Linked DNA regions of Homo sapiens: regions 2, 3 and 4 are each linked to region 1. A link is a contact called in ENCODE Hi-C data. All regions are on one chromosome and are shown on one strand. The core of a region is the stretch at or near the end of the contact, and the rest is flanking DNA. Distances in the headings are between cores, read along the strand shown. Region 1 holds the start of HS2ST1 (heparan sulfate 2-O-sulfotransferase 1). Region 2 holds the start of DNTTIP2 (deoxynucleotidyltransferase terminal interacting protein 2). Region 3 holds the start of CCDC18-AS1 (CCDC18 antisense RNA 1). Region 4 holds the start of GLMN (glomulin, FKBP associated protein).

The links. Hi-C counts contacts between places; a loop is a spot of excess contacts on that map. Pooled maps may share reads with other maps.
Region 2: a pooled map shows a loop between it and region 1 (21-fold over the local background). The contact joins the promoter of DNTTIP2 here to the promoter of HS2ST1 in region 1. A Hi-C loop is called at or near these places in 6 of 50 pooled maps.
Region 3: a map of CD8-positive, alpha-beta T cell shows a loop between it and region 1 (8-fold over the local background). The contact joins the promoter of CCDC18-AS1 here to the promoter of HS2ST1 in region 1. A Hi-C loop is called at or near these places in 2 of 168 maps with a recorded cell type or tissue (CD4-positive, alpha-beta memory T cell and CD8-positive, alpha-beta T cell) and 7 of 50 pooled maps.
Region 4: a pooled map shows a loop between it and region 1 (4-fold over the local background). The contact joins the promoter of GLMN here to the promoter of HS2ST1 in region 1. A Hi-C loop is called at or near these places in 3 of 50 pooled maps.

The regions. Positions count from the first base shown.
Region 1 is chr1:86,908,343-86,915,884 of GRCh38, reverse strand. It overlaps HS2ST1 (heparan sulfate 2-O-sulfotransferase 1), which reads right to left and starts at 1,250. Exons shown (of 7, transcript NM_012262.4): 1 at 725-1,250. The coding sequence starts at 848. It overlaps SELENOF (selenoprotein F), which reads left to right and starts at 1,759. Exons shown (of 5, transcript NM_004261.5): 1 at 1,759-1,857. The coding sequence starts at 1,774. RefSeq lists enhancers at 1,510-1,629, 1,680-1,839, 1,233-1,847, 1,950-1,999, 1,848-2,462.
Region 2 is chr1:93,877,256-93,884,797 of GRCh38, reverse strand. DNTTIP2 (deoxynucleotidyltransferase terminal interacting protein 2) reads left to right here and starts at 5,592. Exons shown (of 7, transcript NM_014597.5): 1 at 5,592-5,721; 2 at 6,936-7,542. The coding sequence starts at 5,650. RefSeq lists enhancers at 4,770-5,585, 5,437-5,866.
Region 3 is chr1:93,342,146-93,349,687 of GRCh38, reverse strand. CCDC18-AS1 (CCDC18 antisense RNA 1) reads left to right here and starts at 3,877. Exons shown (of 9, transcript NR_034089.1): 1 at 3,877-3,964. It overlaps DR1 (down-regulator of transcription 1), which reads right to left and starts at 3,781. Exons shown (of 3, transcript NM_001938.3): 1 at 2,823-3,781. The coding sequence starts at 3,042. RefSeq lists enhancers at 2,942-3,151, 3,212-3,281, 3,651-4,186.
Region 4 is chr1:92,296,124-92,303,665 of GRCh38, reverse strand. It overlaps GLMN (glomulin, FKBP associated protein), which reads left to right and starts at 4,679. Exons shown (of 19, transcript NM_053274.3): 1 at 4,679-4,741; 2 at 5,637-5,705; 3 at 6,137-6,262. The coding sequence starts at 5,667. It overlaps RPAP2 (RNA polymerase II associated protein 2), which reads right to left and starts at 4,607. Exons shown (of 13, transcript NM_024813.3): 1 at 4,520-4,607; 2 at 3,427-3,472; 3 at 2,076-2,190. The coding sequence starts at 4,592. RefSeq lists enhancers at 4,194-4,423, 4,644-5,113, 4,685-5,581 and a silencer at 4,845-5,182.

The DNA.
Region 1 (7,542 bases), core at 1-2,500:
GTGAAGCAACATACATAGGCATCCCTATTCTCAAGCCCCAATTCATCAGTTTAGCGCCACTAAAGAAGAATTTAAATCTCCGGACCCTCATTTCCGTACTCCGATGAAGCTTTGCACTCGCGTTCCCGCACTACCCGGCCAGCCTCCCTCAGCTGGCAATTACAAGGTCCTTTGCTGCCCGGAGCACAAGAGTGCAACTCGCTACAGTGTTCACATGTTGCTCTCCGTCATCCCAGCATCTCCTCCCATTTCTGCGCACCTATCCCTTCATGAGCCCCCAAAAGAATTCGTATCCAGATGCCCATAGCTCAAATTAGAATACCCCTCATCTGACATTGCCAGGGCTTCCTGTACGACTTCCAAGAGAACACGCGATGCTAAGCGCTTCTGTCTCCGGAGACCAGCAACACACGCTCCCCACTGAGTTCGGTCTTCTCTCTCGCTCTCTCTCCGCGGAATGCCTACTTCGGGGCTACCCTTTGGCTAGGGAAGCCCAACCTTGCAACCTCTGCCCCGTGACCTCGCGAGCCCAGCACGCCGCTCAAGCTTAATTCAACCCATTCTTGGAGCTCGTGCTCTCGCTGCCCCTTGTTCCCGGTTCTCTTTGAAACCGCTTTCAGCCCCCGAGCCAGACCCCAGGTTAGATGAACGCCCACTTGCTCCGGCGGCAGCGCCTCCTCGGCCCCTTCCACAGCACTCAGCCCGGGGCAGTTCAGTTCCTCACCTAGCTTCGAGCGGGACTCCTCCAGTTTCTGGATCTGGTTTTCCAAGAAGAGCATCGCCACCGCGAAGGCCACCACCGCCAGCAGCTGCAACTTGGGCGGCATCATAATCCTGAGGAGCCCCATGAAACCCGCTGCTCGGGATCAAGACATACCGCGGGGGGCGGGGAGCGGGACCCCGGAGGCGAGAGAGACGCCGGGAGGAGCCCGCCGAGCCGGGAGCGAGGCAAAGAGAGAGCGACAGCGAGAGAACCACCGCAGCGACCCCCCTTCTCGCCTCTCCAGTCCCCCTCCCCCAGGCGCTATCACCAACGCCGCTGGTGTCCGCTTCTCCTCAGCCGACTAAACGGCCGCCCCCTCCAAAAGCCCGCGCAGCAAACAGCGCGAAGCGGCTGCCGGGCTCTCGCCTCCCTCTACTGCCTCAGTCCCCGACCCCCGCGCCCGCCTGCTTGCCCGCCTCCCTCTCTTCCTTCCTTCCCTCCCTCCTTTGCTCGCGGCCGCGCGCCCCTCCACCGGCGCTGCGGCTGCGCCGCCCTCATCCCCGCCCCCGCCCATCCCCCTCCGCCACCACGCGCACGCATCCGCGTACGCTGCTCGGCAACCAGAAGCCCCGCCCCTCCCCCCGTTCGGGTCCGCTTATTGGACGGAAGAGCCCCTGCGCTTCGCTCTTGGTTCGGTTTACGGTTGGTTTCCTCTGCCACAGAGCTCAATCAAGACGACATTCAATTGGGTAAACTTGGAGAAGAAGGCGGGGCTAAAACTGGCGAAGGCGTGGCTTCTTGGCTGCTTGACGAAGTGTCGTGAATAAAAGAAAGGAGACCGCAGAAGTAAAGAAGTGGGGAGTTTAGGCAAGTGCCTGATTTGGGTAATCGAAAGCACCCAGTGATTGTATTTGATGACTTTTAAGCTTTCATATGCCGTTATTTAATACCTGTCACTTCCAAATGAGAGATGTAAGGGCAACGGCCGTTAGCGTTCTGTTTTGGATCAGGCTCTGGAGTGGACGCCCCTAGCTTAGGGGTCCTTCTAGGCAGCCAGAAACCTGCGGAAAATGGTAGCGATGGCGGCTGGGCCGAGTGGGTGTCTGGTGCCGGCGTTTGGGCTACGGTTGTTGTTGGCGACTGTGCTTCAAGCGGTGAGTGTAGATCACCTTCGCAGCTGCCACAGGGAGAGTAGGAGTGATTGCAGCTGAGAAAGACGCAACATTCGGTCCTGGTTGAAAAGGGTGGGGAGGACTGCGCTTCCTTAATGACTGCTGCGGCCAGAATGCAACGTGGCTTAATTTCTCGGTTGATCCTTCTCCTTCCCCGCCTTGGGTTTCTAGCAGCAGTTTTCTCTTGATTTCAGATTGTCTTGGGTACGTAGCTTCTCTTATACGGCTCTTGCTAAAAACAATCTGTAAACCACACCAGGTGGGAGGGGGGAATAATAAAGCTTGGCAAGAAGTGGAGGTTGTTTTTAAATGGACAGAAATGCAAGAGACTCATGACGAGACTTCCAACTCTTAGAGGCAAGTCTTCAAGTCGTTGGTCCAGGCGAACAGTTTGTGTTTACCTCTCTCGCGCGCGTGCTCTCTCATTTTCACTACTTCTGTTAGTCTCTTAACTTCCGTTCTCCTCTGCTATTCATATACGGCTGGCTGCGCTTGAGTGCGATTTGTGCTTTTAAACAATGTTGTTGGAGTAAAAGGAGTTATCTATACCAAAGTATAATTCATTTTTGAAGTTAGTTTTTTAAATGATGTTCGTTGTCTTCTTTAAGGCAGCGTTTTTTATTTCATTTTTCTCTATTGGCAGAATAGATGGGTGACCTTTGAATGGGAAAAGTGTACTTTTAACTTATTTCTTCTCATATCCATGTTCTGCTGTGTGAATAGTAAAATTTTAGGCACAGTGCTGAAAGCTTTTACGTTTTTTTATCCTAGCTTAATTCTTCGGGTAGTCTCTAATAAGGAGACCTGGTTTAATTTACTTATCCAAGGTTGAGGGTGTTAAGGGACTACACCGGAGTCCTCTATGAACACCTGTACTTACCTTTCTCAAAGAGCTTGAAAGCATCCTGGCTGTTTGCTTTGGCTACTTTAACCAAAAGGTAGATTCTTAACTTCTGTAATTAACATTCCAATTATCTTGTTATTCAGGCATTTGGTGCTAGGAATTACTGGATCACCTCTCCCTAAACTTTCTACTGTTTAAGGGTTTTTGCACATCTTTAGGTCATTCGAGATAACATTTCAGGTTGTCTTTTTTTGATCTCCCTCTGTCTTTGACTGTCAGTTGTCTATAGCTGTGTAACCGCCCTAAAACCTAGTAGCTTAAAACAGCAATGATTTCTCATAATTCTGGGTCAGTGGAGTAGAACTACTCCACCTATGTTGGTTTTCCCCTGGCCTCATTTATGCTTTTTGTTGACCTAGTAGGTCAGCTAAACCGAAAGGTTCCAGGATTACCACTGTTTATAGTTGGTGCTGTCAGCTCGAGGACTTGGTTCTGTTCCGTGTGACCTCTCATCCTCCAGTCGGCTAGACCAACTTCTTTTCATGGCACTCTCAGGGCAGCACTCCAAAAGAGCAAAAGCTACAATGCCTTCTAAAGCCTTGCCTTGGAAATCACATATATTACTTCCATCACATATTTCTCAAAGCAAGTCACAAGACTAGTTCACATTCAGGGATGGAGAAATAGATTTCATCTCTACATGGGAGGAATGACAGAGTCACTTTGCAAAGTGTGCATACCAGGATAGGAGGTATTTATGGAATTAACTAATTCCATATGTAATAATGATAGGAATTAATTAAACAGCGTACCACAGTGACTGTGCACAGAATCCAAACTAGAAATTTGGATGTCATGTTTGACTCCTTTCCTTACATATATCATATCCAGGGAATTACTGAAACTTACTGATTTTAATTCCTAAGTATCTCAAATCCATCCACTTATTGTTAATCACTCAGGCCATAAACATCTCTCTCCTCAGAAATAACAGCGTCTTGGTTCACCGTTTGAATTATCCCTGGCTGTATTCAGAATCTAAATGGTTGGCTTTGCCTTTGTCAGCTTCCCAATTGCCCAAGCCAAAAATTAGTCATTTTTGGCCAGTTGTGGTGGCTCATTCCAGTGCACTTTGGGAGGCTGAGGTGGGCAAATCACCTGAGGTCAGGAGTTCAAGACTAGTCTGGCCAACACGGTGAAACCCCGTCTCTAGTAAAAATATAAAAATTAGCTGGGCGTGGTGGCGCATGCCTACTCGGGAGGCTGAGGCAGGAGAATCACTTGAACCCAGGAGGCGGAGGTTGCACTGAGCCGAGATTGCACCATTGCACTCCAGTCTGGGTAACAGAGCAGGACTCTGTCTCAAAAAAAAAAAAAAAAATAGTCATTTTAAATCCTCTTTCCTTTCACTGTCTGAATTCAATTAGTCGTTAAAGCCTTAAAAATCTCTAAGCCAGTCCACTTAATAATTTTGTTTCCACAGTTAGTATTTATATTCAGGCTACTATCTTTGCCTAGAATTACAACAGCTTCCTTAACTAGTCTCCCATCTCATTATTTCATTTCCAATCTCTACAGTGCATCAAGTGATCTGCCTAAAATTTAAATCTGTCATGATTAAAACTCTTCAGTGGCTGCTTATTGTTTTTTAAGGTGAAGTCTGTCTTCCTCAATGTTCCTTAAGGAGGCACTTGTTTGTCTATCCAGGCTTATTCCCCAACATTTACTTCTATTAGGAGAGCAGAAAGGTACAAGTGGAGAATTGGCATCACTTGTTTAGCTTATTTCACATACTGTATTCTCCCTCACCAGACCTTTGAGCATGGTGTTTTCATTACCTACAAGCCGCTTCCCAGCGTCTCATCCTTTCCTCCCTTTCTCCTACCCTACAACAAAAATGGCTGTCTTCTACTTACTCTCTTTCTGTTCTTAGTAGAGAAATCACTTCCTCCAACAAAGCTTCGCTATCCCTCAAGTTTGGATTAAGAGTCTTTCTGTGTGCTCCAGTGGTGATCAATATTTATTCTCTGAGATACGTTCCATAGTTTTCTTTAATAATTTCTTGTTCTTTGGCATTCTCCTACCCACTCCCAAAGGGAAGTACCCTGTCTTTCCTGTTGACTGTTTTATCTCTAGTGACACATATACAGAGTAGTACTATACTTGATGTATAAGTGAAATGTTTGATGAATGAATTAGAGAATCCACAAGCAAAGGTCTGAAAACCTGGAAGTATGAAATCTGTTTGGAAACTATTAAAATCAGCTTCAGTTACCTTCATAGAGCTCTATTATCAGTGATCCCAACTGGAGGTGTGTAGATGAAAATTGTTGGGAGGAGGAGAGATTAAAAAATACATGTGCTTGGACTCTGCCTTAGATATGATTCAAAAATTTGTGGTAGCTGTGCAACTCTAGCTGGTAAGTACATGTTAGACTGAAACCTTTTTTTTTTTTTTTTTTTGATATGGAGTCTTGCTCTGTTGCCAGGCTGGAGTGCGGTGGCATCATCTCGGCTCACTGCAACCTCTGCCTCCCGGGATCAAGCCAGTCTCCTGCCTCAGCCTCCCAAGTAGCTGGGATTACAGGTGCACGCCACCACGCACAGCTAATTTTTGTATTTTTAGTAGAGACGGGGTTTCACCATGTTGGCCAGGATGGTCTTGATCTCTTGACCTCATGATCTGCCTGCCTCAGCCTCCCAAAGTGCTGGGATTACAGGCGTGAGCCACCGCGCCCAGCCAGACTGAAACCTTTTGAGGCAGGAATCAACTTACTCATTTTTTTGTGAATGTGACCCCCACAGGATGGAACATCCTAACTTACCATCAAATAAAACTACTGGGTGATCAGCCACAGCCACACCATTCCACCAAATATTCCCAAAGACAGCCATCATACACAGCCTTTTTCTCTCAAACTCTGCCTATTGAATTCATACTCATGACGTATAATTTAGTGGGAAGTACACTACTTTAACGAAATGTATTTTTTAGTTTTAACTTCTAATAACTGACTAAGGCAAATTAATTTACTCTTGGCCTTTGTTTCTTTATCTCTTTCTCCCTGAACTAAGATGTTTCAATAGAATGCAAAGCTTAACTCACATTCCACTTCCAGACTTGCAAAGTTAGATGTAATTTCTCCCTTGCATATTGTATCATCATACTTTTTTTTTGAGACGAAGTCTCGCATTGTCACCCGGGATGAAGTGCAGTGGTGCAATCTCCGCCTCTCGGGTTCAAGCGACTCTCCTGCATCAGCCTCCCGAGTAGCTATGATTACAGGCACGCGCCCCCACGCCCAGCTAATTTTTTGTATCTTTAGTGGAGACGGGGTTTCACCATGTTGGCCAGGCTGGTCTCGAACTCCTGACCCTGTGATCCACCCGCCTCAGCCTCCCAAGGTGCTGGGATTACAGACTTGAGCCACCACCCCTGGCCTTGTATCATCATACTTTATACTGTATTACACAAATCCACATGGTCTTAACCAAATCATAGCTCTGTGTGTGTGTGTGTTAGTATCCCTCCACTCCTCCTGTCCCCGTGCCAATTAGAATGTAGCCAAAGAGAATACAGGGACCATTTTTATTTTATATTCCCTTCGTTGTGTCTCATATGTATTTGTACATTTAAATCCCTCTGAAGCGTAAATGGCCCCAGTTCATTTGTGTTGTTGCTCCATGCCATCAAAGTCATCAGGATATTTGCAATTTGTGTAGAGCAGTGAGGAAGCCCAACCACTCTCAAAAATACAAAAATGACTCAGAAAAGAGAGAGTGCTGGACAATTCACCCTTATTGAACTGTTATAACTTCCCTAAGGTTTATTCATGTCTCTTCTGTAGTAACTAGTGCTTTTAAGAAAAGAAAGCAAGAAAAACCTTGAAAATGAAAAGGAGTATAGATAATTGTTGAAAAAACAGTAAGAAGTTGGAAACTGCATATGTCACAGTTAGCCCAAGGGGAAAAAAAGATCAGGTGGCATAAGTAGTTGGCAGTAGTGAAATCTTTGGAAACTTCCATAGGAATTAAAGGGGGATGAGGGAACAATTTCTTGACACTTTGAGATTGAGATACTGCTATGGATAAAACTGTCATTGGGACTGCACTCGTGTTTTGTTAATTGATACCTCTGAGTTTCTTATACTTGACAAGTTGAGTTTTTATCACTGTCTACTCCTCTGAATAGCTTTAATTTCAAGTTAATAACTGCATATTTGTCAATATTTCAGTGAGGTAACAACTGGATATAAAGTGATTTAATCTGAAAATACATCGAGTATGCTTAAATAAGCAATAGAAAAGTGATATTTTAGTACAGTCTTAGGGAGCTGTTTATTAACGCTCCCCAGAACTAAGTGATGATATTCAATCCTTCATTCAGATCATGTGTAATATTTTCTCATTCAAAAAGGCACTACACTAAAAAGCAGTATAGAATGATAATTGTGTATCATTCTTTCTGAGATGCCCCCCACTCCATTTCTTCACAGGTTAATATCTCGCTGGGCCTTACGGATCACACAGTTAAAATCGTTGGTGCTTTTGTTATTAGTGGTACATACGATAATGGTGTATCATGGATTCTGTGAAATATGGTAGTCAGTAACAGTGGTTAGGGGCATAGAGAGCAGGCCAGAATTAGAATCTTGTTGCTGTCATCTCTTGTTTCCTGTGTGGTCTTAGACAAATTACCTTAACTATCCTAAACCTGTTTCTTTCTTTATAAAATGGTGATAACAATACCTTTTTCACAAGATGGTTTAGATTAGATGGAATAATAATGTAAAGTACTTAACAAAATATCTGCTGGTTTATAA
Region 2 (7,542 bases), core at 4,343-6,842, 7.0 Mb before region 1:
GAGGTTGCAGTGAGCCGAGATCACACCACTGCACTCCAGCATGGGTGACAGAGCCAGACTCTGTCCCCCAAAAAAAGAAAAAAGGCCGGGCACAGTGGCTCATGCCTGTAATCCCAGCACTTTGGGAGGCCGAGGTGGGCAGACCACGAGGTCGGGAGATTGAGACCATCCTGGCCAACATGGTGAAACCCTGTCTCTACTAAAAATACAAAAATTAGCTGGGCGTGGTGGCATGTGCCTGTAGTCCCAGCTACTCAGGAGGCTGAGGCAGGAGAATCGCTTGAACCAGGGAGTTGGAGGTTGCAGTGAGCCAAGATCATGCCACTGCACTCCAGCCTGGTGACAGAGCAAGACTCCGTTTCAAAAAAAAAAAAAAAGCTGTATCTGTTGATAGAAGTAATGAAAAGGACTGGGGCATGTGGAAGGAAGTGGGACTGAGTAGCAGGTTAAGGATAAGAAAAACTTCCCTGAAGAAATTAGCTTTAGACTAGGGTCAGATGACAAGGTGTGGTAGGCATTCTGGGCAGAAACCCTTGTTTGCCTGGTTTGTAAATATGCCCCTATTGAATGATGGAGTAGTTAATATGTAAACTTTAGAAGTTCAAGGAAAACATCTTCAAAAGCTTATTCTTATAGAAAGGAATGGCTTCTGTTGAGATAAGCGTAGGTTAAGTTTGGAAAAGTCATAAAAAGATGAAAGCTTGCTAATTTCCTCTAAATATATCAGGATATGGTCATATGTAGTTCCGCTACCAGAGAAGTCAACAAAAGCTTTAACATGTTTCCTCAGCAATGACTAAATGTGTAAAATGTCATGCAAGATTTTGATGTGTCTGCTGGTCCATTATTTTAAGGTTCATGTTTTACAATGAACATTACTTATTTTGATTATTTTCCCTCTTTCTTTGCTCACTGTTGATTCTTGCATTCTATTCAAGTTTTTTTTTTTTGTTTTTTTTTTTTTTGAGACAGGGATCTCACTCTGTTTCTTAGGCTGGTGTACTGTGGCATGATCATGGCTCACTGCAGCCTCAACCTCCCAGGCTTAAGCCATCCTCCCACCTCAGCCTCTCAAGTAGCTGGGACTACAGACATGCACCACCACACCTGGCTAACTTTTATTTTTGTAGAGACAGGATCTCGCTATGTTGCCCAGGCTGGTCTTGAACTCTTGGACTCAAGTGATCCTCTCACCACAGCCTCCCAAAGTGCTGGGATTACAGGCATGAGACACAGTACCTAGCCTCCTTAGTAATTCTTTACCAAAGGTCTTTAGTGACAGTAAATTTTCTAGATCCCATTTGTCTGAAATGTCTTTATTTTGCACTCAACCTTTGTTTTTTGTTTTTGTTTTTGTTTTTTATAGAGATCAGTTTTCATTATGTTGCCCAGATTGGAGTGCAGTGGTTATTCACAGGTGTGATCATCGCATACTACTGCCTAGAACTCCTGAACTAAACAATCCTCCTGCTCCAGCCTCCCAAGTTGCTGAGACTACAGGCACATGCCACCACACCCAGCTTAGTTTGCACTCAATCTTAAATGATCATTTGACATTACAGAATTCTAAAAGCCCCCAAATACAATATTGAAAACCAGATACAACCCAAATGTCTATCAACAGCTGAATGGATAAATCCATTGTTATATAGTCATACAATGAAATACTCAGCAATAAAAAAGAATCAACTACTGGTATACACAATAACATGGATGAATTACAGAAACACTATGCTGAGTGAAAGAAGCTAGACATGAGTACATACTGTATTATTTCTTTTTTCTTTTTTTTTTTTTTAAGACGTGGTCTCGCTCTGTCACCCAGGCTGGAGTGCAGTGGCATGATCATGGCTCACTGCAGCCTCAACCTCCCAGGCTCAAGTGATCCTCCCACCTCAGCCTCCCAAGTAGCTGGGACTACTGGCGCATGCCACCATGCCTGGCTAATTTTTATATATTTTGTAGAGATGGGGTTTTGTTATGTTGCCCAGGCTGGTCTCAAACTCCTGGGCTCAAGTGATCCTGCCTCCTCAACCTCCCAAAGTGCTGGGATTACAGGTATGAGCCTCTGTACCTGGCCTGTATTATTTATTTTACTTGAAATTTTAGGAGAGATGAAGTTAATCTATAACTACTGGTTATCTATTGTTGTATCTGGATGACTTTGAGGCATCCAGATGCAGCAATGGATAAGTCAAGACTGCAGTCTCACCTGAAGGCTGGACTGAGGGTCTGTTTCCAAGCTCACTCGTGTAGTTGTTGGCAGGACTCAGTGCCTCACACGTTGTCAGACTGAGTTCCTTAATTCTTCACTGGGTGTAGGCCAGAGGCCTCCTTCACTCAGTTCCTTGCCACAGTGTTCTCTTCAAAGGACAGCTTATAACGTACAGCTAGGTTCCTACAGAGTGAATGATTGAGAGAGAGCAAGATAGAAGCCAGCCTTTTGTTAACCTAATCCTGAAAGTGACATCCATCATTTTTGTCATACTCGTTTCATTAGAACTCACTAAGTCCAGCCCACATTCAAAGGTTTGAAGACCAGAAAATGGGATCACTGGACATCTTACAGGTCAAACTTAATTTTAATAGTAATGTTTTACATGTAACAATGCAGAATGACCATGAATAGTATGCATTTTTAGAAGGCTCATGCACTAAAACTCTCATCTTTTGGTTAATGCCTAAAATTCCAGGGAGCTTTGACCTTTCAGTTTAAGGATTTAATTAGTAAAATATAGATTATTTAAGGTAAATTTCCTTTTGGGCCTGAGTAATAGTACTGGTTACCGTTAAAAAATGTGGGGGTTGGGGCATTGACCCCCCTGCACAGTTGAAAATCCACAGATAACTTTTGACTACCCCAAAACTTAACTACTAATAGCCTACTATTGACCAGAAGCCTTGCAGATAACTAGTTGATTAATACATATTTTATATGTTGTATATATTATATATTGCATTCTTACAATAAACGAGAAAAGAAAATTTTAAGAGAATCATAAGGAAGAGAAGTGGAAGTGGATCATCATAAAGGTCTTCATCCTTGTCTTCATGTTAAGTAAGCTGAGGAGGAAGAGGAGGGGTTGGTCTTTCTGTCCAGGGGTGGTGGAGGCAGAAGAAAATCACTGCATAAGTGAAACTTCCCAGTTCAAACCCGTGTTGTTCAAGGGTCAACTGTATTGTATATACTATATATACCTAAAATTAAATATACTGTATTTGCCCTAAATCCACTTCAGATAAAGAAGATAGGCAAAGAATATGGCAAACCTGGTAAGCCCACGTAAAAACACTTCTTTTTTTTTTGGCCTATGGTAGATTTGTTGATAGACCAGCTCAATCTTCTCATATTATAACTATGTACTGACAATTTTAGTATCTTACGTTTGTTTCTTGACCTTAGATTGTATATGAGTTGGTTTTCTCCTTTTTTTTTTTCTTTACTTGAAAGGGCCATGCTTGCAAGTGAGTATTAGACATTGCATGATTTTCTAATATTCTCTCCAGTTTTCTACACCTACCTCTGTCATCTTAATTTCTATTTTCATGCATTTGCTCAAATTAAAGATGTGGAGATTAAATGAATGAATACATGTAAAGCACGTAGATTAGTATCCAGCAGATATTAAGTGGCCAATACTATTATGATTGATGCTGTTGTTCTTTGATGCTTTGATCTCCACAACCTACATCCAATTGGTTCACTTTCCTTCTACACGATTTGTCTCCTCCTCAAATCTAACCTTTCTCTTCTGTTCATCTTCTTACATAGTCTCACTGCTACTTGGCCCTACTAAAATTTATTTTTGCTTCTTACCACATTTGCCACAAATGTTGATATAAACCATTTCCATTCTTCTGAGATGTATCACCTACTTACAGAGGTTATTATCTACCCAAAATCTTCTCTTCTTCACTCCACTTGAACATACTTGCATTCACATTCTCCTCTCTGTTTCAGATATCAACTCTTTCCTCCTGGCTCAAAGGAAGGTGCATTCTTTTCTGACTACACCCACATCTCTGTTTATTATCCAGTTCAGTTAGCATTAGGCTCGGCTGCAAATAGAAAAATCCTTAATTAACAGTGGCTTTTAACAAGGTGTTTCCATCAGGTGAAAAATCTAGAAGGCGGCTCTTGAGGGCTCATAGGGCAGCTCCACAAGTTGATTTTTCCATCTCACTGCTATGCCATCTCTAAAGCATGCCTTCATCCTTATGGCACAAACTTGCCGCCTGAAAACCAGCGAACCCAACTTTCCAGGAAGTAAAATGCACTTTAAAAGATCAGGAGGGCTGGGCGAGGTCGTTTAGGCCTATAATCCCAGCACTGTAATCCCAGCACTTTGAGAGGCCGAGGCGGGTGAATCACCTGAAGGCAGGAGTTCAAGACCAGCCTGCCCAACATGGTGAAACCCCGTCTCTACTAAAAATACAAAAAAAAAATTAGCCAGGAATGGTGGCGGGCGCCTGTAATCTCAGCTACTCAGGAGGCTGAAGCAGGAGAATCGCTTGAACCCGGGAGGCGGAGGTTGCAGTGACCCAAGATTGCGCCATTGCACTCCACCCTGGGCGACAGAGCAAGACTCCGTCTCCAAAAAAAAAAGTCAGGGACGGCCTCCTCTCTTTTAGATGCCGTCCCTAAAGACATGCACACAATTTATACCTAATTGGCTAAAACGTAGTCACATAGCCACATTTGGCTGCAAGAGAGACTATAAAATAAGCTATTTTAAGCTGGGAAGCAGTGTGTCCATCGACACAGTGTTCTGTGACTTTAAATAAAAAATTGGTTTTCTGTCATGAAGTAGAGACTAGGTTTGGTGAGGCACTCATTCATCCTTTCTCACCTCCAACAATAATTTGCGTTTACTTATTTTTTCAACCCCTTCCCATCCCCTCAAACATAGTTCTCTACCTTTTATCTCAAAAGATAACCAAAGAAACCTCTTGATTCTGGTCATACTCTTCCTTTCACTGTGACAATAACAACAACAACAACAACAACAAAACCTTATTCTTCTCCTTTACAATTTCTTTAACGTTTTTTTCTTTTCTGCTATTCCCAATCCCTAAACACCATCTCACGTTTAGATTATACAGCTTTCCACTTCGTCTCCCAGTTCCTGCGAGCACCTTATATCCCTTTTACCCCAACCAAGTCCTTAAATTTTATTTATAGTTAGCGTCACAATACACGAGTAAATATTGTCTTTCTTTAAAAAGCACAAATATCTCAAACTTCTCCCTTGGACATACCAATGGCTACATTAAGCTCTTTAGAACGTAGAAATGAAAGAACGCCTCCCGGGTTCAAACGATTCTACTAAACAAATGAAAGAACGAATGGCATGTAAGTGCGTTTTTACAATTCATGTGAACGGGTACGCTAAGACCCTCTGTCACTGCGGGCTTCGCCGCCCCGATGAAGGTCTTTCCCAGCAAAAATCTGGCTTGCCTTCTACAGCTCTGAAATGCACACTTAAACCCAGGCCCTTTGTCTCTGACCGCCCTGGCCTGAACTGGCTGGGCGGAGATTCTCGCGAATTCTCGGATCTGCGCGGAAAACGCGCTCGAGGCAGTTCTCTGACGCATTTCCGGAGCGCCAGGGAAGAGGGAAGTCGTGGTGGTCGCGAGGGAGCCGGAAAGATGGTGGTTACCAGATCTGCACGGGCTAAGGCCAGCATCCAAGCCGCGTCGGCTGAAAGTTCCGGGCAAAAGGTAGGAAATCCAGTCTTCCCTACTTCTCGCCGCTTCGCAGAGCCGCGCTCAGGCAGGCGGGGCGGCGCAAGGGTCCGGTTAAGGGTGAGGACCTGCCGACAGAGAGGACCCGAGCTTGCCGCGCGCTTGGGTCTCCCAGGCCCCGTGCTAAGCCTGTCACGGAAACTGTTTAGCCTTCACCACTGTCTCTTAAGGCAATTTTTAGTATGGAAGAGAGGTTAGATAACTTTATTTGGGTCGTTCAACTCCTTAATGCAGAAGCACAGTTCGAACTTTTAAACCTTACTGTTAACACGGTACCAAGGAGGGTTAATTTCGGCCACCATGCACAAGCCCCATTTAGGGGGGCTGGAAAAAAAGCTTCGTTTTCACGTGGGGAGGCTGGCAGCTGTCCAGCATCACCTCCTTAAGGCGTGAGGAGGGCTGTGGTGTCGTCGCCTGGTGACTCTTAGTGGCGTTAGTCGGCTGTCTCATTCTGACTCAGCGATGCAGGGAACGGAGCGGCGGCGATTTTTTCCTGTACGTAAAGGTAAGGGCGGCGACTGATTCCATCAGTGTGTTCCTAAACACATCGGTGTTCAGAGTTAATATTCCCTTTCTCCCCTCTTCTATAGGTGGGTCAGAATGTTGGTCTACCCATTATATTTGACTTTAAACAGAAAAATTTTAATCGTTCTGCTTCTGAAGTTACATCTAGGAAGGATGAGGCTAGTGAAGTAAATGCAGGGTTGGCTCCAGTGTTTAAATTTTGATTTTTTTGTTTGTTTGTTTTTGATTCGGAGTCTTGCTCTGTCGCCCAGGCTAGAGTGCAGTGGCGCAGCCTCGGCTCACTGCAACTTCTGCCTCCCGGATTCCAACAATTCTTCTGCCTCAGGCTCCTGAGTAGTTGGGATTACAGGTGCGCACCAACACGCCCCGCTAATTTTTTTACTTTGAGTAGAGATGGGGTTTCACTATGTTGGCCAAGCTGTCTCGAACTCCTGACCTCGTGATCCACCTGCCTCGGCCTCCCAGAGTGCTGGGATTACAGCCGTAAGCCACCGCGCCCGGCCAAATTTTGATTTTTTAAAAATCATGAGTTGGGCAGGTTTTTTTGTTTTTTGTTTTAAAGGTAATCTTGTTTACTGGGTTTTAGCTTTTGGGGTCAGTATTTCATTTGCTTTGCCCTTGTTCCAGCCCTACCTAAATTACAGTGTGTTTTCTCTGGTTTGCAGAGTTTTGCTGCTAATGGGATTCAAGCGCATCCAGAAAGTAGTACTGGATCTGATGCCCGAACTACTGCTGAATCACAGACCACTGGGAAGCAAAGTTTAATCCCTAGAACTCCTAAAGCTAGAAAGAGGAAGAGCAGAACTACAGGCTCACTACCAAAGGGGACTGAACCATCTACGGATGGAGAAACCTCTGAGGCAGAGTCAAATTATTCTGTGTCTGAGCACCATGATACCATTTTAAGGGTAACTAGGAGAAGGCAGATCTTAATTGCATGCTCCCCAGTGTCCAGTGTTAGGAAAAAGCCGAAAGTAACTCCAACAAAGGAGTCTTACACTGAAGAAATAGTGTCTGAAGCAGAATCTCATGTTTCAGGTATTTCTAGAATTGTGCTTCCTACAGAAAAAACTACAGGAGCCAGAAGAAGTAAGGCTAAATCTCTGACAGATCCAAGCCAAGAATCTCATACAGAAGCTATATCTGATGCTGAGACATCAAGCTCAGACATTTCATTCTCTGGAATTGCAACTAGAAGAACCAGGAGTATGCAGAGGAAATTAAAGGCACAAACTGAAAAGAAAGATAGTAAGATTGTACCAGGAAATGAGA
Region 3 (7,542 bases), core at 2,628-5,127, 6.4 Mb before region 1:
ACAGCTGAAGACGCAAATTCTCAGATACTCTTTCAAACTTTTACTACTTTCAGTTACAATTCTCATAAATGTGAGGGGAGATATTTCATGTAAGGTTCTCAACCCCTGACTAATTCTCAAAAATTACAAGTAATACCTGAAATCAAGTATTATTTGTACACAAATAAGAAAACCTTAGTTAAAAGATTTCCCTAAGGTTAAAGAATTCTCAGTGCGGAACTTACAGCTGACTCTCAATGTCAATTCTTTCTATAAGGCAACAGAACATGTTAGAACTCATTCAAGAATACGTGTTCACAAAAAACTGCAACAAAATAGGAACACCTTTTATAGCTTAGAACTCCCTCTATTCATGTATCTATGGTCTTCAATACCAAGTCTACTTTCTTAAACTCAAAATAAGCAAAACAGAAAAAAAAATTTTTTTAAATAAGTTATTTCATAGATATACTGGTGATAAAATTAGTTCAACTTTAACTTGCATTTTACAGAACTATCTCAGAATGCTTAATTTGCTCAGACAAGATAAAGCAAGGTGAGAAATGAACAAGTGAAATGTCCTGAAGCAAAGTCTAATTCATTAAACTTATCACTAAAAACCCAAACTTCAACATGTGAGAATCATATCACTTTAAAATGTACATTACTTATTCCATTTGGATATATTCTACATTCCTAATCAATGCTGACAGAAAAGTATAAAAATGTCCTATTATGATTAGTGTATAGGCACACACTTCAAACACCTAAAACATATAAACCTTAAGAATTTCTTTAAAAATGTAATCTCTCAAAACAAAACTTCTTTGGAATAATTAAGCAATATGAGATTATAAATGTATAAAGTCTACAACCCCAACTAGGGAGAATTCTTGGGCGAAAATGTAGATTCTTAACCACTTTTAAGAATAGCATAATACAAGAAAAAAAGGTAAATTTTTAAATTTAAGGTAACACGTCAATACATGATTTTTAAAAACAAATCATCTTCATTACACAATGGAAATGCTTTTTCACTATAGCTTTCTGACTCACACATTAAACTGAATTTAGCATATTCCAAAGTTGAATTATTTAGCATACTGCTTGCTACAGCTGCACTTCTATTCCATCATGTCAATCAGAAATCTAAATATATCCTAGAAAAGAATCAACTCTCCCCAAGAAGACAGACTGTAATGTGTTATTAGGTTTTTGGAACGATCCCCACTTCTGTAGTGTAAACAAATGTTTAGGCAGACCCTGCTGAAATCTTTTGCAATTTTCATTAGAAAGGCAATGTTGATAAAGGTTCTTTTTCCTTTTTAAGAGTTGTAAAAAGAAATTATAGCTATCTGTGCTGGATAATCTTGTGAAAGACTTATGACAGCAATCACACATACAATGTAAAAATAAATACACAAGGGAAAAAATAGACAACTTGGCTTTCATTTTACTTGCTAGAGTATTCAGCACACCAAACAAGTAGAAAAAAAAAAAACTAGTACTAGTTTTAAGAATCAAATATGCTTTTTCCTAGGGATTTTTCTGCTTGTGTACTGAAATGGCAGGATATATTTTAAAACTACTTTCAAGACGTCATAAAGGATTAAAAATGAATCATTTAATCCTTTTGTCAATACTGAGAGTAAAATATTGGATATGGTCAATATAAGCAGATGTGTTCTCTACTTCAGTACAACAGGAAAGTCACATTTTAAAAAGTTAAATTATAAAAATTAAGTGATAGACAACCACCTGCCTATCAAAATGATTAAAATTAATCATTTTTCCCTGATTTCACAAGCAATCAATAACTTTAATTAGATTATTACAAAAGGCAAGTTCTCACCTCAAATTGAGTACAACTCTTTCACAAGAGTACATGTAAAAATATCGCAAAAGGTACGTTCCCGAAACATTATGAATAGTAAATATGTTTCTCCTCTCTGAAACCACCAGAATACAGTCCCCCAAATCCCTATTACGGGACCAAATCCTTTCCAGGATAAAAGAAACTGTTGAAGTTTTCAGAAGTGCTGTTCCATAAAAGCCTAAGTGTATACATTCAAATAGGAATGACAGCAGGAAAGGACGGGGAAATTTTCCGTTAAAAAAAAAACTTGCATAAACTTTCAATCAAAGATTTCAAAACTTATCTCCACAGAATAGAACAAAGCAAACGACATAAAAGCAAACGAAAAGAAAAAAACGAAAATTTAAAGTTCACCCTATTCTTACAGAATGGAACAGGAGTTATTTGGTAACTCATTCATGAACGTACCATCAAACCATTTTTAGAGCAGAAAACATACACCTTTTATTTAACAACGATAAACTTGACAACGTTGAACACATTGTATGTTAAGAATTTTTTAACTCATGTGTTCAGAAAATAAATCTTTTCCTCTACATTGGTGAAAGGTCAGGTGGGGAAGGGGGTGCTCTGTCTCCACCCACGTTGAAGTTCCTCCGTCTGAATTTTAACTTTCCAAAGGAGAATTTCTGCGTTCCTTAATTATTATCTAAGTTCAACTTCAGGCAAGTAATTCTTGTTGCTTCGGCTTACCTGGCTGTAAAGTGAGATCACTCTTATTCTTTACGTTTTGGGGACGCTGACCTAAATGTTTGCACTCCTTACATGTATTCGCTGGATGAAAAGTACTGCAAAAATGCTACAAAGGGATTGTTTTTAAAGCACCGGCTGCCTACATGCCAGTCTGGCTTTTTCATTAAGTTACTTACCAGGGAAGAGGAATGGAGGCTTTGACACGAAAGGGTCACGCGATTAGCAGACTGCTACCCTAGAACCTCATTCAAACCAGCTCTCACACACGACTTACCTTGTATGACATGCTCTGGTGAGATGGTCTTCTTTTCCGATTTGTTACAAATCTCATTGGCTTCAGAAGATATAAGGTGAATGAATTCAGTGCAGCAGTTCACCACCAGCTCTCGAGCATCGTTGGCCACCCGGACATTAGGAAGAGTCTCTTTGATCATTTTATTGATAGCAGCTCTGGGGATAGTGAGATCATCATCGTTGCCAGACGAGGAAGCCATAGTACCTTCCTGTTTCTCGCGCCCCGGCTTTTAAAAACTCCCCAGCTCTGGTCCACTACTCCACCGAGATTTCTCAAAAAGTCGCCCTCGGAGAGTGATCCCGGGGGGTGCTTTGCGAAGAGGGTGCAGAAAATGAACGGAGGAGCAGCTGGCTTGAGGGCTGGGAACACTCGCGTGTGTGAGAGATTTAGGATGAGTTTGGGAAGAAAGTGGGGGCCCGAGGATTCTAGAGAGAGCACAGCCCAGGCTGAGGAGGGGAAAGCGCGGTGGTCCGGAAATTTGAGCGGCTGGGGAACCACCTTCGTGTCTCCTCAGAGGGGCGGGCGCTGTCGCCTAACTGGTCCCCAACGGCGTCGGAGCAGAGGCAAGATCCAGGGGCACTGGCCTCGCCGCGGTACCGGGCGGGTACCCAGCGGGCTCGGCTCTATAGAGCCCGAGGCCCCGCTGCCGCTGCCGCCGCCGCCAGCAGCCGTTGCCGCCGCCTCGGCCAAACCATCCTTCAGACACCCGCGCCGCCGCCTCACAACATGTCCGCCGCTGCCGCTGCCGCTGCCGCTGCTGGAACGGCGACGGCCGCCTGGGAACTAATATGGACAGAGCCAGGCACAGTGGGAGTCGCAGTGGCTGCCGCCGTGGCCGCGTAGCCCGAACGCAGATCGTGGAAGCCGAAGACGCGGCAACGGTGGTCCCTCCAGATGCCAGGGAAGGTTTGCAGGAAGCCGCTCCCGACACCCTTTGCGCCACCGGAAGCCTCGTTCCCTCAGATTTCCCCCTCCCTCCCGGACCGACTTCCGGGTGTGGCTGCCGCCCTTCCCCCACCCACGCCGGCGGGAGCCGCCCGTTCGCGCTGCCAGCAGCTTCCGCCTGCTACGGTCCTGGCAAGCACCTCGGGATCCCATTCCTTCACAGGGACCCTAGCCAGGCAAGCGCGCGCCTCACTGTACCGGAGAGCTCCAAGCACGCGCTTGGTCTGGGGCCCGGACGCTACATCTGGGAAGGGGTGGGTGGCTGGGTAGATAGGCGAGGAAGGATCGTCTCTACCCTCTCTCAAGTAGCTGAGGCCTCCGAAACCTTCCCTAGCTGGATTTGGGGACAGAGGAGCGCTGGTATTGATAAAATAACTCTCTTTGCTATTCCTTTAGGAGCCCAAATGAGGATTGAAAGTGAGAAGAATGGGACCTGGGCTTGGGGGTGGGAGGTGGGGAAAGCAGAACCCCGTGTGCCTGTTTCTGCGTCGTCTGGAGAAAAAGCTTTTCAAGATGTCTGATAGACCTTATTCGGTTCAAAGCTCTCTAAAGTCCTTCACCTTTTTTTTTTTAAACTTCATGAAAAATGAAACATTTCAGAGAAGTTACTTGCCTAGAGGCAACTAAGTCGCCTAATGGCTAAGTAGGAAAGCAGAAGTCAGTTCCAACATAGTGGAAATGGAGTGGAAATGCATGGCATACAATGAGCTATATTAGAAGGTTCCCATTTAGACAGTTTTCATGTTGTATTCCATGTTGGCTTCTACAGGGGAAAAAAGTGTTAGAGCATCTTAAGCAACTGTTTTTACTTCTTTCCATAGTGACTAGTAATATCAACAGGTGTCAAGGTCTAAACAGAAATTGCATTTAAAAAAAAAAAAAGTGTGTCAGCCAGGCGTTGTGGCTCATCATACCTGTAAACCCAACACTTTGGGAGGCTGAGGCAGGGGGATCACATGAGCCCAGGAGTTCAAGACCCGCCTGGGCAACATAGTGAGACCCGTCCCTACAAAAAAAAAAAATATATATATATATATATATAATATATATTTATATATATAAATATATATTCCAACATCCCACTGTTTATAGTATAGCCTCTTCTATATGACAATATGAAACACGGGTTTTTTTTTCACCAGGCTTGGTGGCAGGCACCCGTAGTCCCGGCTACTCTGGAGGGCGAGGTGGGAGGATCGATTGAGCCAGGGGGTCAAGGCTGCAGTGAGTTGCGGTTGTGCCACTGCACTTCCAGCCTGGGTGACAGAACAAGATTCTTTGTCTCAAAAAAGATAAAAAAAAAAAAAAAGTAAAAAAACTGAGTCTGTCATACTGTCATGTGGAAGAAGAGGCTATACTATAAATAGTGGGATGTTGGAATTTCTAAAAACTAAACAAGACACTGTTGAAATCCATTTTGTCACTTTGGTTCATCAGATTCATTACTCTTGATACATATGATGGCAACTGGCTTGTTGACAGTGTTTTCTTAAAACGTTCTGTCTGAGCCCTATATGCTGCTCTCAAGAAGACATTACAGTTTATTATGCTATTTTTTCATTTAGCATTTTCTGCAGGACAACTTACTGGTTCTTTAATTTCTGAAGTGTAGACACTTGTTTTTCAGTGCTACTAAATTTAGTCAAAACAAAATTTCTTTGATTAAAAACAGTATTTTAATTAAATTTTCTTCAGGCTGGGCATGGTGGCTCATGCTTGTAATACCAGCACTTTTGAGAGGCCAAGGGGGGCGGATCACTTAAGCTCAGGAGTTCGAGACCAGCCTGGCCAACATGGTGAAACCTCACCTCTTCTAAAAATACAAAAATTAGCTGGGTGTGGTGGTGGGCACCTGTAATCCCAGTTACTTGGGAGGCTGAGACAGGAGAATCGCTTGAACTCTGGAGGCAAAACTTGTAGTGAGCCAAGATCGTACCACTACACTCCAGCCTGGGAGACAGAGCACGACTCTATCTCAAAAAAAAAAAAATACTTTATGAAGTGGTGGGTTTGTTTTTTTTTGTCAGTTTACTGTTGATTTAAAGATTTATTATGGTGCCTAAATTTATCTTGACCTTAACAAGTTTATCCGTCTGAAAAAGCTGGCTGGCAAAAAATGTCCCAAGTTGTCACAGTGTCACTGACCCTTATCTTGTCTCTCCTGAAAAAACTATAACTTTGCTTTTTCATGTAACATTTATGTTTATAGACTTATGCTAAATAGACGAGTAGAGCACACATTATTTCAGTAATAGTTTATTGCTACAGGCTTCTGTGGTAGCATAAACAGAATTGAATGTGTAGTAAGAGTTGTAGGTTCCAGTCCCAGCTTTTTTTTTTACTTAGACAAGTCACTCTCCAAGCCTCATTTTCTTCAGTTCAGATATAGAAATATTATGTAACACACAGGATTCAAAATCAAATGAGAGTTGTGTGAAAGTACTTTTTATAGTATGAAGTGTTATATAATGTTAGTGTCTTTTATCATCTTTATCAGGCTTGGTCAGTCTTCAACTAGTAATGAACCATGTAACTAGTTTATTACATACGTGGCTGAGAGAAATTTAATTGGATATAAATACCAGTGTGATATGTCATAAAATATGCTAATCTGTAGCCCATATTTAAATAGTTATTTATAGTACACTACATGTATCTGTATTATAAATAGGCTTTTAAGGACAAAGAGAACATCTCCTTATTAAGCTTTAAGAGTTTCAGAGAGAATGCATATATATGAAACTTTTTTTTTTCATGTTGTCTAGGTGTGGTAGTGCACACCTGTGATCCTACCTACTTGGGAGGCTGAGGTGGCAGGATCACTTGAGCCCAGGAGGCTGAGGCTGCAGTGAGCCATGACACTACTACACTCCAGCCTAGGTGACAGAGTGAGACCCTGCCTCAAGAAAAGGAAAAAAAAAGTTTAGCCTCAGAGTAGGGTTAGGGGAGTGTCACTGTCAAAAACAGTGGAGTTGAAAGGGAGCTGTTTAGAGAAGATGTGCTTGCTTTTGCACATGTTTGGGCAGGCATTTGTAGAAGTGGTGTCCTATAGAAAGTGGAAAGAGAAGACAGCATCTGATTTCTACATTCATTCAATAACTGTCTAGTGTCCTGACTATGATGTGGGAGAAATAAAGATGAATATAACTCCCACCTTGTTCTTGAAGACCCTATAATCTGGTGGGAGAAGCAGAATATAAACCAGATTCAAATAAATATTGTGATAAAATATACAGGCTAAGAATGCATGGGAAGAAGTGATTAACACACTAGTTGTGGAGTACAAAGGGTTTTATGGAGGACTGGATATTTTAACTGCACCTTGAAGATTGAGTACAATTTTGATAGGGAAGGAAAGAGCATGTAGCTGAAGAAAAAACACAAAAGTACATTGTATGGCTTGGGGAAATAAAGTAGTCTAGAGTGGCTCTATTAATAAGGTTTGTAAAGAGGTGTAGTGGTATATGATGCAGGAAAAGTAGGTTAGGGCAAAAAGAAAACAGATCAGTGCCTGATATGAATTATACACTGGGCCAAAAGTTTTTCATATTTGCTATTTCATTTAATTTCCATATAGCCATGCAAAATAGGTGTTTTGACATGGGGGGAAAACAGTCTCAGAGAGTTTTACTAATTTGTTCAAAGTCTCACAGATAATAAGTAATGGAGCTGAAATTTCAAACCAGGTTGTTACTTAACTCCAAAGCTGAAGCTATTTGTAATTTGGTAACTATCTCTAAATTAAAAAAAAAAA
Region 4 (7,542 bases), core at 3,430-5,929, 5.4 Mb before region 1:
CAAGCTAAATGACAACAGTATCTTTTATTTTTGAAAAAGTATTATTTAAAAAATTAACTAAATCACAAAATAATAAAATATAATTTTACCTATTTTTTAAAGCATAATCTTTAAAAACAAAGTATTTCAAAAGTGTCATTGTTACTGCAGAACACAGTTTGTGCAAAATTTTCCTACTTCTGAAAAATCTGTACAGAGTGGTGAGGTGATGGTTATAAGCTAACATCAAATATTTTCCTTTGACATCTTCATGATCAAATAATTTTGATTCTTGTTCATAACTTTGAGATCTTTTAACAAGTTTTTCTGTTTTCACAGAGACAGAAATACTTTTTATTGAGAGTGATGTAAGTTTTATGTTTCAAATGAAGCATATTTGCCTTTGTCTTTTCTGGTGTCATCAAATATGCAGATTCTGATGCAGTTACCTGTGTCAATAAAAATATGAATTGTCATGTTCATATTCCTGTTTAGAAAAAGATCTATCAACTACACTAAGAAGTGTTTTTGTAATAGAAGCTTTGAGTTTTAATTTGCCCTCTTAAGGATTACAAAAATATAAAGAGAAATTTCCATTCAAAATTTTAATGTAGTAAAGCTGTTTCAAAATTTTTTTATTCTCAAATTTTTATTTAGACAGGGTCTCGCTGTGTTGTCCAGACTGGTCTCAAACTCCTGGGCTCAAGCGATCCTACCGCCTTGGCTTCCCAAAGTGCTGGGATTACAGGTATGAGCCATCGTGCCTGGCCAAAAAAAAATTAATGCGGGCCGAGAGCAGTGGCTCATGCCTGTAATCCCAGCACTTTGGGAGGCCGACGCGGGCGGATCACGAGGTTAGGAAATCGAGACCATCCTGGCTAACACAGTGAAATCCCATCTCTACTAAAAATACAAAAAAATTAGCCGGGCGTAATGGTGGGCGCCCAGTCCCAGCTACTCGGGAGGCTGAGGCAGGAGAATGGCGTGAACACGGGAGGCGGAGCTTGCAGTGAGCAGAGATCCCGCCACTGCACTCCAGCCTGGGCGACAGAGTGAGGCTCCGTCTCAAAAAAAAAAAAAAAAAAAAAAAAAAAAATTTAATGCGGAATTTAATTCTCCCGTTTTATGTTGAGTCATAAATGAGCTGTATTTCAGGTTTTTGAAATAAGAAAATTGATGAAATTACATTGACAAAAATAATATTCTTCTGTTACTTAAAATAACACAACACAGAATATAGAAAACTGGAATTGCAATCATTAGAACAAATTGAAGAAAATCAAGTGATATTAGCAGACTGGTTAAAAGAACTATGACTAAGGGTAAAATATATTTGCTTTTTCTTTTTTTTTTTTTCTCCCCCATCCTCATTTTTCTTTTTTCCCATTTATTATTTATATACTTATTTTGAGACAGAGTCTCACTCTTGTTGCCCAGACTGGAGTGCAGTGGTGTGATCTCAGCTCACTGCAACGTCTGCCTCCTGAGTTCAAGTGATTCTCATGCCTCAGCCTCCTGAGCAGCTGGGATTACAGGCATGAGCCACACCTGGCTAATTTTGTATTTTTAGTAGAAACGAGGTTTCACCATGTTGGCCAGGCTGGTCTCGAACTCCTGACCTCAAGTGATCCGCCTGCCTTAGCCTCCCAAAGTGCTGGGATTACATGAGCCATTGTGCCTGGCCTCTTTTGCTTTTTAATTGACAATAATAATTGTATATATTTGTGGGGTAGTATGTGATGTTTTAACACATGTATACATTGAGCAAATCAGGCTAATTAACATATCTATCACCTCACATATTTATCATTTCTTTGTGGTGAGAACATTTGAAATCCACTCTTATTAATTTTGAAATATACATTACGTGTCATCACCTTGTTACGTACTTATTTTTCATTAGTGCATTTTAAAGTCATTATACAAGGAATGCATGATAGTTGTTTATTTTTAAATGCATGAATTATATGGATTGTTATCTGCATCTAATGACTCAGAACAAATTCAAAGATTCTAATAATGCAAAGAAGTTTCATGCTGCACAGATTTAAAGATGTTATACTACAAAACTAATAATTTGTCAACTTAACACATACACACTCCATTAGGAACTCTTCTGTAATATTCTCCTCTAAAAGCTGTTCAACAATATGTAGAGCTTTTCTCTCAAATTCAATCTTCTTTCTCACAGCTGCTTCTAGTTCAGCTTTCCTAAAATTTGAAAGAGAAACTTAATCTACTTAAAAGCTTCATGTCCAACATTCCATGTTTTAAAATACAATACTAACCTAACTCACTATTTTGCCACTTAAATTTAAATATATTTAAAAAATTTTTTGAATAAAAATATTTATTTCTTTTTAATTGTAGAGACAAGGTCTCACTATGTTGCTCAAACTGGTCTCGAGCTCCTGGCCTCAAGCAACACTCCCACCTCAGCCTCCCAAAGTGCTGGGATCACCGGCATAAGCCACCACATCCGGCCAAATTTCTGTTTTCTAATGCTGTTACTTTTGATCCAATACTTTTCAAAAAGGAAACAAGCTACTTTTTGCACTGCACATACATAAGTCTTTATATACTCTTTGTATGGTTAATGTCTACTTAGCACGCAGGTCTCAGCATAAGGCTTTCGCTGAAAACTCACAGCCAACCTCCCTGCCACCCACCTCCAACTAAATTAGACTTCGTTATTCCTTCTCGTAACATCACAGTCTTTTCCTTCATAGTGCTTATCACAATTTGTAATTATGTATTTGTTTATGTTAATTAACTAATTAATTTATTATTATTTATTCCTCTGTTCCACTAGGCAAGAACTGTGTCTATTCTGTTCACCATATCTTCAGAGCCTAACACAGGTCCGACATATCTTATACTCAATAAATAATTTTTGAAAGAATGAGTAAATTAAGACCAAAGCCAATATAAGATTAGTGAGTCTTCACAAAATAAAAATCATAGCTACATATGCTTTTAATCCCCTTCACATTCTACTCCTCTTCTAGAAACTCTGTGTGATATGTGGTAATATCTTGCCTTTTTAGAACCAGAACTAGTACAAGACAGCTTTTTAATGAAAATCTGGACTTGATGTAACAAAGAACAGAAAAGGTTTCTTGGAGTGACAGCGAAACTTGGAGAGTGAGTCTCTGGCATATAAAGCAATAAAAGGAGAGTGTACCTGAAGCGGTGAAAAACAAACACCTTCTACAGACACTCATTCCTTCACTAGCAGTCTGAGTGCTTAGTTTGGTTTTCTTAAAGCCTGGAGTAGAGGAATGTAACAGTCTATGTGAGAATTTATAGGCCTTCCCAGATCTTTCCCTTCCCTCTCATGATAATTTTCTCTAAAAAAAAAAAGGTAACCATTATTGTTTTAAAATTGGTACAAGTAATACAAGATAAGTAGATATGCCAATGTAGTTGTCCATGTAGCTGTCATACCTTTTAGAAGCATCTTCTTGTTTCAAAGTACTTGTCTGTTTAGTACCTACAATAAAAATACAGTCATGTGCTACATAATGACATTTCCGTAAACGACGGACAGCATACAGACAGCGGTCTCATAAGATTAAAATACTGTATTTTTACTGTACCTTTTCTATGTTTAGATATACAGTTGCCTACAGTACTTAGTACAGTAACATGCTGTGCAGGTTTGTAGCCTGGGAGCAATAGGCTGTACCATATAGCCTAGTGTGTAAGTAGGCTGTACCATCTAGGTTTGTGTAAGTGCACTCGATGATGGTCACACAAGGATGAAATCGACTAACAACTTATTTCTCAAAATGCATCCCCGCAGTTAAGCTACACATGGTGGCAGTAGGTCAGGTCTACACAAACACATTAGGTACAAGATAGATTCCTACACAAATAACAAACTGTAGACCACCTTTTCTTCTTTTCCACATATTTTATGTCCAATCGTGTGTAAATCAAAATGAAATAGGAAGGGAGAGCAATTTGTTTTTGCAAATTGATTACTGTCTAATTTTTCTTGGTTAAAATGTATCTCTTTGGGGATTGAATTTTCTTCTGTATCATAGTTGCTTAATTAACCACTCCTGAAAATCTGAGATCTGGGTACTTTTAGGGGAAACCTCTCTCCGTCTGCCAAACGTCCTCTCTGGGGGAAGAGGGGAGTCCGGCACCTTAAAGAACTGGGCACCCAAGCAATCTGGAAAGGAGGACCGGTCCTAGGTTCAAGGCCAGCTGCCAACGCTGCCCTAGTCACTTGCCCCGAAACCCGGGGACCCCAGGCCTGGGTTCCCGGGGCCTCCACTGTCCTTTGTCTCAGAGGCTGGGGCCACAGTCCGCGTGAGGGAAATCTTGGAACACTGGCGTAAAGGGGTGAGGGGCGGCCAGGAAATCTTTCCCAGGAGGTGCGGACGGCGGTGGGAAGCTTTCGGCCTACTCTACCTGGGAGAACCCCTCCCCTGAAGCAGCCTTTCAGGAGCGCCCGCGCGCTGCGGTCTATAACTCGAGATCGGGGCCCAGCTTTCAGGGTCCAAAAGTGGGAAGAGATCCTTGCTCCTACCTGCGGCTTTTCGAGAGCAGCGGGGAGCCCCGGCCTTGCGGCCGGCAGAAGACGGCCCAGCGAAGTCCGCCATGGGGGAGAGTAGTCTGCCGGACGGGGACACGCTCCGGCGTCTCGCCCCGAGGCCCCGCCTCCCTACGCGTAGCGCGGGGCGGGGCCAGAAGAGCGGGCTAAGACGCCGGAGGAGGTGGCGGCGGCTGGGAGAGGCGAGGGTTCTGGCCGGTAAGTGGAGTTGTGGAGAGGTTCAGGGTGGCCAGGGCTCGCGGTTGGCCGTGAGCCGCGGCGGACTTGGTGCTGCGGGCCGACTAGGCCACGCGAGGTGGTGGAGCCTGCCCACCTAGGCGAGCAGGAATCGGAAGACATGGCTTCCTCTGATGCAGCCCGCACGCGCGCTGGGGTGTTCACTCGCCTTCCAGCGCGCTGCCCTGAGGACCGGGCTGACTCGCGCCCCTACTGAGGGCTTGGGGCCGAGCCTTGCCGCCAGGAGAAGCGATGGTCTCCTCCTGAAGGCCGCCGTTGTCTTGTCTCCGTGTGATACAGTGATTTCACTAGCTGGATTGATCACTTTGGGGACTGCAACTCCTAGAGAGAAATGGAATGGAGGGCATCTGAATCTTCACCCCCTATAGATAAGCTTGTGTTGCACCCCAATTTTTGTGAGGTGAGACATTAAAAATGAAAAATCCCCTGATGATTAGAATTTTGATTTCAGGTCCACCTTTTGGAAATTTTTTTTCAGAAAAGAAGTGCTTTGCTTTTTAAAAGCCCTTTAGTTCGTATATGCCTCGCCTCTTGGGAGTGCTCGAGAGGTTTTTTTTGTTTTTTTTTCCTTCAAAGTAGCTTTCAAAACTATGCTCCTAGAAAACTTAAAACATGCAATAAGGGCTTCTAAAAAAACACTTTATTTTCTTAGGCAAACATACTAAGATTCAGTAATAACATTTCAACTTTAAAACTTTACATTTTCTCCTAGCATGCTATTGGACCAAAAAACACAACAACAAAAACTTTCCATTTTCTTTATTGTATTTACTAATAATTTATCACACTGAAACATAACTTTTGAATACTTAAGTGTAATATCACGGATAGTTAACAGTGTGTTTTGTATTTGTAGATTTTAGCATCGAAACTAGGAGAAATAAGAATGGCTGTAGAGGAACTTCAGTCTATAATAAAGAGATGTGTAAGTATTAATTTTTGTAAAATTAAATACCTTTCAAAATATGGGAAGGGCACAGATTGTTTTTAATTATATTTGTGGTCACTCAAATTGTTTATCTTCTTTAATCCTTGCTTTTTTTGACCTGTAAAGAGCATGAGTGGGGGAGGCAGATTGGATTATTTCTCCAGGTGACATACTTATCTAAATAACCTTTTACATTTTAATCCTGATCCTTTTCATAGATTTCACTGGTACAGTAGATTTCAAGGTCACTTATTAAAGTATTTATTAGGGTAATCCTAATTTTGATACGTGTGTTATTTACGTTACATTTATCTAGAATTTAAACAGATTTCCTTTTTTCATAGATAAATCAAGAAGTTATTGTATTTAATTTTTATTTGCATATACTTTTTTTTGTTTGTTTTTTGGGTTTTTTTTTTTTTTGCCAGCAAATCCTAGAAGAGCAAGACTTTAAAGAAGAGGATTTTGGCCTATTTCAGTTAGCTGGGCAAAGATGCATAGAAGAAGGGCACACAGACCAGCTATTAGAAATTATTCAAAATGAAAAGAATAAGGTGCGTACAATCTTGGTGTTTACTTTTCAGTCTTGGGAAGAGAATAATCACATGATGCTATTCATCCAGTCATTTATCCATCAAACATTTAAGAATCTACTTAAATTTTCACAGTAGGGAACTGAAAACAAAAAAAGAATTAGAAATATTTAGGCCAGGCGCAGTGGCTCACGTTCGTAATCACAGCGTTATGGGAGGCCAAGGCAGGCAGATCACTTGAGCCCAGGAGTTTGAGACCAGCCTGGGCAACAGAGTAAGACCCTGTCTCAGAAAAAAAAAAAAAAAAAAGAAAAGAAACAGTCATATACTTGAAGGTTTTTACCATCTGGTCAAACATAAACATGTAAACAACTAACAATAATGAGGCAAAATAAATAATTGCTATAGTTGAAGTAAAGAGTTTTTAGAAGAAACAGAATTACTTCTGGTTTAGGGAGTCCAAAAATGGTGTTTGAGTCATTAATTTACAATGAGAAATATACATATCAAGCAGGCTAAATATTCATTTTGGGTGATCAGCCCATTCTCCTCCAGCCAAATGTGTATGGAAAACCAAATTTTAATTAAAACAGTATTTTATGTGCATAGAATCAGAACAGGAGGAAAACGATATGTCATTATACTAGCCAGTATCATCCAGTTACAATGGTTTGAGAAATCATCCTCCACAATGGAAAAGGATCTTATTTGTGGATCAGGAATAACTTTTTCCTGGGACACTGTGTTGGCAACATCCTGCCAAATTTTGTGTCTTTGGATACTCCTTATAAGGAAGACGGCTATGGTTTGGCTCTGTGTCCCCACCCAGATCTCACCTTGAATTGTAATAATCCCTGTGTGTCAAGGATGGGACCAGGTGGAGGTGATTGAATCATGGGGGTGGTTTCCCCATGCTTCTCATGATAGGGAGTGAGTTCTCACCAGGTCTGATGGTTTTATAACCATCTGGCATTTCCCCTGTTGGCACTCAGTCCCTCTCCTGCTGCCCTGTGAAGAGGTGCCTTCCGCCATGATTGTTAAGTTTCCTGAGGCCTCCCTAGCCATGTGGAACTGCATGTCAATTAAACCTCTTTTCTTTCTAAATTACCCAGGCTTGGGTATTTTTTCATAGCAGCATGAGAACAGACTAATACAAAGACCATCTTCCTTCTAGGTACACACTCTTTCTTCATTTGCAGTGCTACTTATTTATTAGAAGTTTTCTTTCTTGATATCACAGTGTAATCATGTTGATCTGTGTTTCTCTCCAGGGCATCTTGATTGGATTTGGGGGATTCCTA